Linked DNA regions of Homo sapiens: region 1 is linked to region 2. The links are chromatin contacts, found by Hi-C or POLR2A ChIA-PET in ENCODE. All regions are on one chromosome and are shown on one strand. Each heading gives the region's core, a stretch centred on a gene start or an enhancer-like site at or near the end of the contact. The rest is flanking DNA. Distances are from core to core; before and after follow the strand shown.

Region 1 (4,199 bases), core at 1,373-3,872, 150 kb before region 2:
ACTGTGTCACACAGAGATGGTGATCAGGGGAATGGAGTCCCTCGGAGGCAGGGAAGGAGGCAGGCAGCCTTAGGTTAGACTCCAGGAAGAACTGTCTCCTGAAGCAGTGATAATTGGAACAGGCAACATCTGTGTGCTTGCTCTGTGCCCAGTGCTAGGTGCTTTCCATGAATTCACTAATTCCTGAAACCCACAGGTAGGTCCTTTTATTGCCCCTCTACAGAGACGAGAAAAACTGGGTCTTGCTGAAATTAAACATCTTGCCCAAGGTAACGTAGCTCCGAAGTAGCAGAGACAGGAATTGAAATTGCAGAGCTTCCTCTCGAAGCCTCTAGATGCTAGCCTACGTCTTCAAAGATGCCCATCAATCAGAGATGTAGGACAGTCTTATCTCTGGAATCTTCCTTGGTCTTCTTGTTCTGGCATTGATCAGCTGGTGTGTCATACACACACACACAGGCACACACGTACACACACACATTATATATATGCATACATGCCATGCATACACATCACATACAGGTACAAGCACACGCATATGCACAAACATTGCACATCACACACATCTACACACACATTACATACATGCACATGCACATCACATACACGCACACACTACAGATATAATCCCTCCCCAACTCCTCCACAGCCCCCCACCACAAACCTTTAAGGTACTGACATGACTGTAACAGAGTCATTGACCCTCAGTGGATTCTCCACCCCTGGACAACTGTGGAAAGACCAGTGGCATTCCTGGGAGTACTTTGACGGTTGTACAGGGCCCAGCAACTCTTGGCTGCCACAGCCCCCTGAAAAACAATGGCCTTGAAGTTGTCCACCCTCACTGCGCTGGGCTACACTCATTGGGTCATGCTTCATTTTTGCAGAAGGCCCTTCTGTGAGTACTTTAAATTCCTGAAAAAGCTCATTACATTTTGCCATGGTCCTGAGATGGTGACTGGGGACTGTCCCTGCTCTCATTGACTTGACTGAATTGAGGTCCAGATTAAGCCATAAAACAAAACCCAAAATGCAACCTCCCAAGCCCCCAACATGCCAAGACTGGCAGAAATTCTGAGACCAGGTAAAAGATGCTGCGCCCCCTCAAGTCTGTTCAATGATCAGGCGGGGACTAGGGAATGCTGGTTTGACTGGTGGGCTCCTCCCCTGCCTTCTCTGTTGGGGGTCGTGTTTGCTTTGTGTTCTTGGCCACAGGGTTAGCAGGAAGGAGATCACCAATGCATCGTTGCATGTGCTGTTCTTTGATTTTTCTCCATTCTTCACCCTGGAAGAAGGAGTGAATTTATGGACCTGTTATGGACTGACAGATGCCCTCTGCAGAATTAGAGGCAGCCTGGGATGGAGGTTGGGTTCTGAGACTTACATCTTGAGCAGGATTTCTCAGTCTCAGCACTGTGACATTTGAGGCTGGATCATTCTTTATTATTATTATTATTTTGAGACAGAGTCTTGCTCTGTTTCCCAGGCTGGAGTGCAATGGCTGGATCATGGCTCACTGCGACCTCCACCTCCTGGGTTCAAGCGATTCTCCTGTCTCCACCTCCCGAGTACCCGGGATTACAGGCGCCTGGCACCACACCCGGCTAATTTTGTAATTTTAGTAGAGATGGGGTTTCACCATGTTGATCAGGCGGGTCTTGAACTCCTGACTTCAGGTGATCCAGGTGATCCACCCATCTCGGCCTCCCAAAGTGCTGGGATTACAGGCATGAGCCACCACACCCGGCCTGGATCATTCTTTATTACAGGGTTTTGTCCTGTGCCTTGTAGCGTGGTGAGTAGCATCCTGGCCTCTACCAACTAAATGCCAGTACCACCCTGGCTTCCCAGTTGTGACCATGAAAAACCTCTCCAGACGTTGCCCAGTGTCTCCAGAGTAGGGGGAGGGGCAAAAGTGTGTGGGTTGAGGAGCACTCATAGAGACGACTTCAAAGTTTTGGAGCACGACTGACTTCCTGCCAACAGTCACTCTGCCCCTCAGTCCCTTTGCTTCTCTCTCCATCCTTGCCCTTCCCATCTGTTCAATGGGCACTTCGATGGCCATGAACTAAACCATTTACTCTGTGAGTCAGGAGGAAAGCAAAACCCCAGCCACATCTCACGCTGGAGAAACAGGACTTTCTTTCCTTTCCCCTCAAAGTTCTAGTTTTCCGCAAGGTCCCCAGATGGCCAGCTGAGAGCCTCTCGTCCACTCTGCAGGCGGGGACAAGCAAGCAACACAAACACCCTCTGTCCTTCCTCCAAAGGGAGAAAAGAGTTTTCCTCCCTCCCTCCATCCTTCCCCTCCCCTTTCAGAAACTCTTGGGTTGTGTTCACCGCCACCCCCGCCCCCGCAACCCGGCCCCACTCAGTCCGCTTACACTGCCGACCCCTCCCCAGCCATTCCCCGTTCACTTCCCTCCCCTTCCCCTGGTACACCTGACTTATTTATTTATTTATGGCTGGAGTATTTGAGCTCAGGGTTAGTTCGAGTCTATTAAGTTTGCTCCTTTTCCTGCCTGGGAACCCGGGTAATGAGTAACCATAGCGTGCTTTGGGCAGCTGTCTCCGACAAACCGAGAGACGCCGTGGGAGCCGCATAAGGGAGCGTTTGTTCTGTGCCTTCTCAATAGTTCCTTGTGCAGGAGGCAGGGTGATGGGAGGGAGGGAGGGAGAAGGGAAGAAAGAGACAGACACTAAATCACTGCACTTTTGACAATTCCTCTCTTCTCTCCCACCACCCATCCTCCCCCACCTACACCGATCAGATCTTTGTGGTGGACTTAAGACTTTAAGACTTTTGTTGCTGTTTCCATGAGCCTGGGGAGAGGCTCCTGTGTACCTCGTGGGGGTACTTTTGGGTGAGTTGCAGACTATATGGGGCCTGAGGGCTGATTTTTAACATGGGGATGGTTTAGGTGTCCTGGATCTCTCCCACTGTGTGTGTAAATTAACACAATGCCTATTGTTCCCTAGTTCATTTAATGATCCAATAAATCTCTAGGTATCTATTCCCAACCTTGTGGCCTAGATATGCTATAAAGCTGTTTGAAAAGTGCTTTCATAAAGCAGTCCAAGTGTATTACGGGATTAGTCATATGCCCCACAATCAACATGGGACTCGTTAGGGCCTTCCTTGATTTGTATCATTATGTAGACAAGAGAGACAGGCCAAGAAATATATTGTACATACGGCTTTTGGAAAATATCCTAAGTGATAGCCACATTCATTCATTCACTGCATGGGGATTTAGCATCCACTATGTGCCAGCTGTTTGGCTAGGTCTCAGGGGCAACTACGGAAATGAACAGGGCATGACTCTGGCTCTCAAATTTGCAATGGGGTAAGGAAAATAAGAAAGAACCCATGTCCCCGAATTACGGTAATATAAGTTAAGCTGGAATATGTGCCATAAGAAAGGTACAAGCAGAATATCTAGAGAGAGGGGAGGAGGGAAGATGAAAATATTTTGGGAGCATGAAAGAAAGCTTGGCTTCAGGAGAAAAAGATGAAGGGCAGCCCCTCCTCCAGGCAAAGGAAAGGTTTTAGCCAAGAAATGAAGGCAGGCAAGCATGGGGCATATTTGGGGAACAAGGAAGGGCTGGGTTGGTTGAGACATGGGCAGATGAATCACCATCCATGCTGTGTTTTAGACAGATTAATCAGGCTGTGGTGTGTAGGGTACATTTAAAGGGGAAGAGATTAGAGATGACAGTTAGAAGTAGATGCCACCGGTCTAGTTGGAAGAAAATGAGAAAAGACAGGATGGGTAAGATGGTGGAGTGTAGGATTGTGGAGGGAGGGGGTAGCAACTGACCACATGTCGAAGAGGGCACAGTGGAGGTAGCCCTGAGGCTTTAAGCCTGGGTGGCCAGGAAGAGAAATCTGGAAAAATAGCATGACACATCATCAGGAGGTCCAAGAATGGTTCAGAACTGAGTAGCAGGATCAGTGGTCTGGTTTGGATGTGCTAGATCTGAGAGGCACCGAGGGACAGATGTCTGAAAGCCAAGTGGCAACAGAGGTCTAGAGCTGGGGGGGATGTCAGGGGCGCTGTCTCTCCCTAGCATCCCCCTCTAACGCTGGCACGAGAGTGGAAACTCACCCTTGAAACGTGAGCTGGATCTCCTTCCTTTGCCCATCCAGATCTTGTCTCCATTTCACCCCTGATCTGTGCCCCAAGAGCTGCCCTTGTAGG
Region 2 (4,421 bases), core at 718-3,217:
ATCACCGTTCAGTACCTTCTATGACCCCCAGTACAAGGTGGCCCTTAACCATTTGTCAAATGCATCCACTCTCCTCCCTCTCCCCAGTTCTAAAGGGTTCTTGGAGTCCATCTGAGCTGTGTTTCACTTGAGCGAAATGTTTAGGAGTTGGGCAGGAAGACTACTCCTTCATGGTAGCCTTGATGGAAGGTTTTTCTGAACAAGTGATATAAATCCCATGGGGTGGCTCCCCAGACACCTCCTTCTCATCACCTCCTTAACATACAGGAATCTGTGTTTTTAAGGATGCTGAACCCGTGCATCCCGTATCTCTGTCTGGAATTGCACTTCAGGTTCCAATCCTTGCTGCAGTGAACCTGGTGAGTTAATTTTCTTCTCATCAGTTTCAGTGACTACCTCCACAAAACACAGAGAAAATATTTACCTGTCTCATATGTTAATATGAGGATGAAAAGCCGTTTTTCCATGTCAAGTTCTTTCATGGAACAAGTGCTCAATACATGGGAGCTATTATCACGATTATCATATTCTTTTCAAAAGAAAGAGCTCTCTCAGGGTTTCCATTTAAATATTTGATTCTAGACCAGGAGTTGGCTAACTACAGTCTGTGGGCCAAGACCGGCCTGCCACCTGTTTTTGTACAGCTCGTGAGCTAAGAATCCTTTCCACATTAAAAGTTAAAATCAAAAAAAGGAATATTTTGTGACATGTGAAAATTATATGAAATGTAAATTTCCAAGTCTATGAATAAAGTTTTATTGAGACTCAGCTATACCTGTTCATTTGCTTATTGTCTATGGGTGCTTCATGCTACAATGGCAGAGTTGAGTAGCTCCGATGGAGATGTCATGGCCCACAAAGTTGAAAATGTTTACTCTGTGGTCCTTTACAGAAAAAGCTTGCCAGTCCCTATTCTAGATGACTGATTATTAAACAGGGAGTGTAGGAGTAGGTACCTAGTACAAAAATTGCTGGGCTTAATGCTGATTGGAATAGAGTTCACTAACAGTTGGAAAAGAAGAAAATGCAAGTATCTTTGGTATTTTAAAATAACAGAAGTAAAAAGGAAACAGGGACTGAGTTTTTGAGAATCCTGTACTGTTGATGATGTCACTTTTTCAGAAGTAATCTCTAAGTTTCAGTACACAGGCTGTAGGTATTTGCAGAGGGTGTGTGTTCTAAGATTCCCTTAAGCAGGGAACTCCCTAGGCTGTTGAATGGGTCAGGGTGGGGGTTGACAGTGGGGAGTGGAAGGGGGAGGCTTGACTCATGTCCACCCTCCTCATCCCTCTGCCTTTCCACAAGTGGGAGCTGCCTGTAGAAACAGAGCATTGCTTAAGAAGCTCAAGTTTTATTTCACCTGTTGGGTGTATTTGTCTGTTTATACTCTGCCTCATTCCACTTTCTTCTAGAAAGGATTTAAGGCAGCCAGGACCCTTCAGTGTCAAAAATCCCAGATCCTAGAAGAAGCAATGCCTAGGGGCTGTGTTTGAGGGGAGTACGCAGAGTGAGGTGTCACTGATGATTTCAAAGAGGTGACCCTGGAGCTGAACTGTTTTTCAACGAAGGGAACATTCTTTTCTTGCCTTTATCTCTCTGTCCCCTGTCACCCCGATCTCTGCTCCCACTCCCAACTCCTCAAAGGGCAAATTGTGTTGCCTTGGGTCTCATGGAGGAGAGAAGGCAGGGACAGAGAAGAGTCTGCCCGAAGCAAATGCCAATCCTTGCAGAGTGCCGAGCGAGCTGGGAGCAGCGGTGAGCTGGGTTGAGGGGCAGCCATAGGAACAAGCGCAGGGAGAAGGCTGAGTAATGGACGGGAGGCACAGTGGGTGACAGGGCTGAGAGCACAATTTATGAGTCACCCCGAGCAGCTGCTCTTTGCCCCAGGGGAGCAACTCACACATTCCCAAGGGAGCCAGTGCCTGGGAGACGTGACGTCGTTGTCACTGGGAGAGGAGTTTCAACCATGTGTGGCTTCGGAGGAGCTTGTTCCCATGGGTAACACCCAAGATTCTCAGGATGCAAAATCCCAGCCAAAAGGAGATGGGGCTCTAAGACTTCTTGTGCATGCTTGTATGTATGTATGTATGTGTGTGCAGGTGTGCATATGTGTGTGTGTGCATGTGTGTGAAAGAATGTGTCTCCTCCATGCTGAGACCTCATTATTAACTGCTGATCTGTGCATCCAGGGTGGTAAGAACTTTCATCGTTCATGGAGGAGGTGGTGGCTCTGTGACTAATAGCCCGCCAGTCCGTAGCCATCCCAACATTTTTCTCAAGGATGCTCCCTCCACAAAATCCTGCTCCAAACCCATGATTTGCATGAAACATTCCCTGTTCAACCACGACGGCTCCTCATCTGGCATGTACATTTGGATCATGGTTAGAGGGGGCTGGCCACCTCTGATTGAATTCAGAAAGCCAGCCCGGTGCCGCCCACTGACTCTCTCCCAGGCATCAGCCTTAAAGTTCTGGCAGCTATTCCCAGCTAAATGGGTGCATCAGGCCTTCTTACTGCATAGATAGTTAATAGGGGAAGGAAGAGAGCTCACTCACAGCCTCTCACTGCTGCAGTTTGTTTTATAAACCTGATAGGCACACAGCAAACCCAATGACCAGATACAATGGAAGCAGCCTTTCCTTTTGCACTGTCACCAGCCGTGGCTTTATAAAACCGTTGTTTTTCCTTACCTGGGAAGCCCTTGGGCTGTCCCTTACTTCCTTGATAAGCCAGGCAAGGACATGACAACCTTTAAAATATTGTATCTCTGTGGATAACTGAGCCCAAGAAGAGGAAGGATCTAGTGTATGCCTCCTTAACAATGAAATGAAAAACACAGGGAGCCAAAACCAAGTTTAAATGAGGGTCAGTGGATAACGCATGAACTGGGAACACAATTTGGTTGGGGAAGCTTGTCTATCCGTGGTGTTTTCTGGATAGCTGTTTTCCAGCACACACAAGTATACAACACTTATTTAAAACAGGCCAAGTGCGGTGGCTTACACCTATAACCCCAGCGCTTCGGGAGGCCGAGGCGGGAGGATCACTTGAGCCCAGAAGTTCAAGACCAGCCTGGGCAATGTAGTGAGACCTCATCTCTACAACAAATTTGAAAATTAGCTGGATGTGGTGGCACACACCTGTGGTCCCAGGCACTTGGGAGGCTGAGGCAGGAGGATTGCTTGAGCCCTGAAGGTCAAGGCTGCAGTGAGCCATGACTGTGCCACTGCACTCCAGCCTGGGAAACAGAGGAAAACCCTGTCTCAAAGAAATAATAAAAGAAAAGAAATAAAACAGACTTCCCCAAGAATAGTAAACCACAGTTACAAGTTCATATTTGTAAGTTTATTGTTTTATTGAATCTATTTTTTGGGGTGGATACTTGTTGATAGTCCCTGTGGGTACCTGGGATGTTCCTCCTAGCATAGACGGCAAAAATTTCCAGTGAATTCCTCATTTCCTCCTGTTTCTTTGTGAATGCCCGTAGCTTTAAGGGCCTCTCACCTCCTCAGAGGCAGAGGAGGTTTGTGGACTGGGTGCTAAGCTAATACCCAGGAACTGAATTTTGTTTTGTTTGCTCCACCCACTCTTGGGTAGAGGTGCCGATAGGATGGCCACACTGTGGCCACAGCAAACAGAAATGACCAGCACTACCCAGATAGGAAGCACACGTGCCCAGCTGATCCTTCGGTCCTGGGGAGCTACCTGAATCTCATGGGAAACCCACTTTCCTTTTTCCCCACCACAGACTTGGCTTTCTGCTTCCTTTCTGCTCTGCTCTTTCTGAAAATGCAAATGTGTGTTGGGCAGATCTCCTATGCAGGGAGATTGGCAGAGCCCCTAGGGACACTTGACTGACCAAGGCTTCTTCGTGGAGAGCTGTTTTCTGGTTTATTCTGTCTTGTGATCGATAGGAAACACTGGCCAGGCTTCTTATTTTCCAAGGCTGCTGCTTTCTGACAGGCTTTAAGGGATTAAGGGTTGAATACAGGTGGGTTTCTTCCCCCTCCTGACTCTGTCACCTGGACATTGCCATGGCAATAATCCTCCCTGAAACAAAAATAAAGGGCAGAACCGGTTGGACAGAAAGTGTAGCCGAAAAGTCTTCCAGGGACACTGAGAGTTGAGGGACTTTGAGGCCGCATGGGGCTCCATAGAGCAGCAATCCCCAACCTTTTTGGCACCAGGGACTGGTTTTCTGGAAGATAATTTTTCCGTGGATGTGGTGGGGTGGGGTGGGGTGGGGGTAGTTTCTGGATGATTCAAGCACATTACACTTATTGTGTACTTTATTTCTATTATTATTACATTGTAATATGAAATAATTATACAATTCACCATAACATAGAATCTGTGGGAGCCCTGAGCTTGTTTTCCTACAACTAGACAGTCCCATCTGGGGGCGATGGGAGACAGTGAC

The links. Hi-C counts contacts between places; a loop is a spot of excess contacts on that map. ChIA-PET counts read pairs that join two places held with the same protein, here RNA polymerase II (POLR2A). Pooled maps may share reads with other maps.
Region 1: a loop to region 2 is called in a map of Calu3, with 12 times the contacts of the local background. The contact joins two enhancer-like sites. A Hi-C loop is called at or near these places in 1 of 168 maps with a recorded cell type or tissue (Calu3), 2 of 37 single-sample maps with no recorded cell type and 4 of 50 pooled maps. POLR2A ChIA-PET finds 5 or more read pairs at or near these places in 1 of 52 experiments (MCF 10A).

Annotation. Positions count from the first base shown.
Region 1 is chr17:72,613,619-72,617,817 of GRCh38, reverse strand. The region is part of intron 3 of LINC00511 (long intergenic non-protein coding RNA 511); the gene reads left to right. Among named protein-coding and RNA genes, the nearest start is that of LINC00673, 23 kb to the right of the region's middle. Within about 2 kb of position 2,622, at least 11 of the 41 ENCODE cell types and tissues checked have a DNase peak (open chromatin) inside an H3K27ac peak, as active enhancers do.
Region 2 is chr17:72,463,162-72,467,582 of GRCh38, reverse strand. The region is part of intron 1 of LINC00673 (long intergenic non-protein coding RNA 673); the gene reads left to right. Among named protein-coding and RNA genes, the nearest start is that of LINC02003, 120 kb to the right of the region's middle. RefSeq lists an enhancer at 1,875-2,084. Within about 2 kb of position 1,967, at least 12 of the 41 ENCODE cell types and tissues checked have a DNase peak (open chromatin) inside an H3K27ac peak, as active enhancers do.